Regions from separate parts of the Homo sapiens genome. Here region 2 is linked to region 1. The links are chromatin loops, found by intact Hi-C in ENCODE. Cell type or tissue: B cell. All regions are shown on one strand.

Region 1 (2,500 bases):
CCCAGATACTTTTTAAAAATCTTCTCATCCACATAAATTCAATGTGTAGCCAAAGTTAAGAACCACTACCCTAAAACAGTGCTAACTCAAAGTGTGGGCAGTGGACCAGCAGCAGTAGCATCTAGCAGCTTGTTAAAAATGCGAATTACTGAGTTTCCTTTCAGACCGATTGAATCAGAATTTCTCCAGGTGATTCTGATGCATGCTCAATTTTGAGAACTCTGAAACCTCTCTGCATTTTATTTACAGAGCTACTTGGAGGATAATAGCAGGTGAAAGTATTTTCAGAAAAGTAAAAATAGTAATCGCAAATACAAATAATCATACTATTCCGATATATTTTACATAATCTTAGGGTCATACTCAGGACCTAGCAATGAAAATGACAATAATTCATTACTGAAATAGAAATCTCTTGGAGACATAAAGAATTAGTCCATGTCCTTATTTCTGAATTGTCTCCAAATACAGTGGAGTGTTAGTTAGTTCTATAATACAGTCTTAGTAGATGTGAAACTGCCACAGGGATAGGAAGCCAAATGGCTTACTTTTAAGTTTCTTAAATATTTTGTTACTTTATGATGGCTTTTTTTTTGTAATGGGTTTTTGCAGTGTTTCCACTAAATGGGACAAGTGTATTGGTGCAGTTTGGCTATTCTGCACTATTAAATTTCAGAATATTGGCTTGTGGTTATGTTGTCTATTATTTGAGGCTTTACCCAAAGAAAACTAACAGACATGTGCCCCCTTTTACCCTTTATCTATGTCTGACAATATTCCATACATAGCCAAGCTATTAAAGAAGAGAAATGTCGTGGTCTTTGGGTTTTAAGAAGGTTGCTCTGACTGCTGTGTAGAACAACTCCAAACAACATCAGCATCATCTAGAAGCTTGTTAAAAATGCATATTATTGAATGTGTGTGTACCAAGAGGTGTCCACTGAAGTTCATTCGGATGTAGAAAGGAACTTGTAAAACTGTTGCATTATGTTGGAACTTGCATAGCTAACCAACCAGGAGTTTGGGCATCTGGCTGAGAACCAAGTCTATCTTAGTCTCAACTGGGTTGTAGTACCACCTGGTGGTCATTTTCCACTCTAGTTTAATCATGAATGGGGACAATTCTATACACATGGCTGACTGGAATTCCAGAACACTGACTGATGCCCCTTTGGCAACTTGATCTGTGACACTGGGCTTAGGAAATACCAGGGACACTGGGACCTATCCACACCAACCACTCTGCTTCCTGCCTCACCCTCTCCTCCAAACTCCTACTCCCCAAATGATAAAAAGAGGGCTGACAGGAATGCAGGAATCAATTAGTAGTTGTATTATGTTCAAATTTACATTATCATGAAATTCATGTACATTAGGATGTAGAACTATATATGGTTAATAAAAATGTGCACATATTAGGATACAAATTTTTAAAATTTCAAGAGTACTACTGAATAATAATTTTTAAAAAGTTGGATAACAAATGCTGGCAAGGATGTGGAGAAAAGGGAACCCTTGTACACTGTTGGTGAGAATGTCAATTAGTACAACCACTATGGAGAACAGTGTGGAGGTGCCTCAAAAAACTAAAACTAGAACTACCATATGATCCAGCAATCCCACTGCTAAGTATATACCCAAAAGAAAGGAAATTGGTTTATCAAAGAGATAACTGCACTCCCATGTTTATTGCAGCACTATTCACAATAACCAAGATTTAGAAGCAACCTAAGTGTTCATCAACAGATGAATGGATAAAGAAAATGTGATACATGTACACAACGGAGTAGTATTCAGCCATAAAAAAGAATGAGATCCTGTTATTTGCAACCACATGGATGAAACTGGAGGTCATTATGTTAAGTGAATTAAGCCAGGCACAGAAAGACAAACTTCACATGTTCTCACTTATTTGTGGGAGCTAAAAATAAAAACAATTGAACTCATGGAGATACAGAGTAAAATGATGGTTACCAGAGGCTGGGAAGGGTAGTGGGGGGGTGACGGGTGTGCGGTAGGGATGGTTAATGGGTACAAAATATAGTTAGATAGAATAAGTATTTGAGCCTGTAATCCTAGCACTTCAGGAGACTGAAGCAGGCCGATCACTTGAGCCCAGGAGTTCAACACCAGCCTAGGCAACATGGCAAAACCCCCGTCTCTACAAAAAACACCAAAATTAGCCAGCTGAGGTGGTGTGCACTTGTAGTCTCAGCTACTCAGGAGGCTGAGGTGGGAAAATCACTTCAGCCTGGAAGCCCAAGGCTGCAGTACACCAAGATCAGGCCACTGTAGTCCAGCCTGGACAACAGATGAGACCTTGTCTCAAAAAAGAAAAAAGATCTAGCATTTGATTGCAGAACAGGGTGACTACAGTCAAACATTTATTGTACATTTTTAAATGAATATAATTGGATTGTTTGTAACACAAAAGATAAATGCTTGAGGTGATGGATACCCCATTTACCCTGATGTGATTATTACACATTGTGTGCCTGTA
Region 2 (2,500 bases), 1.2 Mb before region 1:
TATTCCAGAACTTAGCATGCATCATCTATCAGGTATCTATTGCCTCAATAATGCTTCTTGACATACTGCCACAGAACTCAGTAGCTTAAGACAATAACAGCTCAAGAGTCCGCAGGTCAGGGCTTTAGGCTTTGCTCTGCTGGGTGATTCTTCTTGTATCAGTTGGTCTCATTCATGTGCCTAATATTTGCCTGGTATGACATAAGTGACTGGGCCACATGCCTCTCATCTTCTAGCAGGTTTGCCTGGACAGATGTGTTTTCATGGTTTTGGCTGAGATGTGACAGAAACAGCAAAAATTTACAAGGCTTTTTTAGGCTTCTGCTTAAGCCAAGTCTGCTAACATCCTATTGGACAAAGCAGGCTACATGCCTGAGGCTACAGTCAGAGAGGACACTGCAAAGGTACATGGCAAAAGGATGGAAGGGTGAGGAAGTGGGGCTGTTAATGCAATCATTTCACCATATATCCTGAATAAAAACTTAATTATGAATGAAAGTAATATTGAATTTGACTGTACAGGGCCCAGGTGATTTTGAGGCATAGATTATTTTGGTCACTTATATCAACAATCACGAATTTATATTTGTCACAGAGAGCAGTCTTTAGCACCATCTGACAATTGATGCTTTCTTTTGCAATAAAGAACAACTAGTATATAAATTATGTGTTATTTAATTCAATTTAATAAACATTAATTTACCACATATAGTGAATGAATAAACAGCCTATTGAGCAGCATAAATATAACAAGAGATCCCTACTGCACTCGAAATGGTCCCCATCTTTTCTAGTAGCATATCGACAGTGTGACACTCATACGATCTGAACCCAAGAAGTTAGAAAATAGGAATCTTGGCCAGGTGCAGTGGCTCATGCCTGTAATCCTAGCACTTTGGGAGGCCAAGGCAGGAGAATCCCTTGAGCCCAGGAGTTCAAGACCAGCCTGGGCAACGTAGGGAAACCCTGTCAAGAAAGAGAGAAAGAAAGAGAGAGAGAAAGGGAGGAAGGGTGGGCCTGAGGGAGGGAGGAAAGAAAGAAAGAGAGAAAGAAAGAAAAAGAAAGAAAGAGAGAAAGAAAGAAAAAGAGGGAAAGAAAGAAAGAGAGAAAGAAAAAGAAAGAGAGAAAAAGAGGGAAAGAAAGAAAGAAAAAGAAAGAGAAAGAGAGAAAGAAAGAGAAAGAGAGAAAGAAAGAAAGGAAGGAAGGAAGGAAGGAAGGAAGGAAAGAAAGAGAAACAAAAAGGAAGGAAGGAAGAAAGAAAAATGTTTCCTGGTTTAATTGGTGATGGACTCATACACATGAAACAAAATACCAGACATGGCCAGGCCTGGTGGCTCGCACCTATAATCCCAGCATTTTGGAAGGCCACAGTGGGAGGATCTCTTGAGGCCAGGAGTTAGAAACCAGTCTGGTCTACATAGTGAGACCCGATCTTTACAAAAGATAGATAGATAAATAAATAAATAAATAAAATAGTTGGGTATGGTAGTGCATGATGTAGTCCCAGTTATTTGGAAGGCTGAATAGGAGAATCACTTGAGTTCAAAGCTACAATGAGCCATTATCACACCACTGCACTGTAGCCTGGGCAACAGAGCAAGACCCTGCCTCAAAACCAACAAACAAACCCAGACATAATGAAGAAAAGATACAAAATTCAGGGAAGGAATTCTTAGCCTTTCTAGATCACTGGGGTGGCCACATGAGGTGGTGACTGTGCATCTAATAGTTTTCCAAAAGTTACTCTGAGGGCAGCAGTTGGCACTGCTTGTGGGAATATAAGTTGAATTGCATATATTACATTCCAAGGACGGAAAGAATTAGAAGTGTTCTATCTGGAAAGTGATACGCTATCATTGAAATTTCTCCAGTCTGCTGCACAGAAATAGGGTATGTTCACCCTGAGAAGCAGATGGGTGGGGGCATGACATAGACAGCATGACTTATTATGACTCTTTGACATAACTGAGAGAGCTCACATTGTATGTTATATACCTCAACAACTTTCTCCATCAGACTCTTGATGAGAATTAACAACTAGAAGAAAAATGGCTTTTCCTGAGGTTTTTCCTTTCCCTTTCCTTACCCTGTCAGAGTGGATTTTTTAAAAAAGAAGTGAAATTCTATAATATAAGCTTGGGAAAGAGAAGAAGGAAGAACCCAGTTATCCCTGTAAACAAAATGACATGTGATGGTCTTTCATGGTTTGGAGACCTTAGTAGAGACTGACCTATTAATGGTAACCCAGGAAATATGGATTCTCCTAGTTAAAAAGAAGCAACACACACTTATCATATTAGACTCTCAATAAATGCATGTGTGTAGAAAAAAAATTATTTGTCTTATTTAATGGCCCTATCCCCAACTTTCCAGGACTAAGAGATTTTACAACAGAGTTCTCACCTTAAAGATTCCACTAGATGGAGATCCTGAGCCATATTCCATGGTTTATGACAAAAAGAAATGTGAAAAAAAAAAAAATCAAACATTTTATTTTGCT

Evidence for each region. Hi-C counts contacts between places; a loop is a spot of excess contacts. Peaks named below come from ENCODE experiments on the same cell type or tissue, not always from the same donor. Only the 100,000 strongest peaks of a DNase experiment are listed, where the experiment ranks them.
Region 2: it touches region 1 in a loop (15-fold over the local background); 7 of 110 quality-filtered maps call a loop at or near these places.

What each region holds. Positions count from the first base shown.
Region 1 is chr3:142,585,580-142,588,079 of GRCh38, reverse strand. No RefSeq gene overlaps it. Among named protein-coding and RNA genes, the nearest start is that of ATR, 8.1 kb to the right of the region's middle. In B cell, CTCF peaks have their summits at 893 and 1,092 (motif pointing left); a DNase peak (open chromatin) is centred at 1,069.
Region 2 is chr3:143,763,696-143,766,195 of GRCh38, reverse strand. All of the region lies in intron 4 of SLC9A9 (solute carrier family 9 member A9), which reads left to right. Among named protein-coding and RNA genes, the nearest start is that of SLC9A9, 84 kb to the left of the region's middle. In B cell, a CTCF peak has its summit at 1,107; no DNase peak of the experiment used is centred here.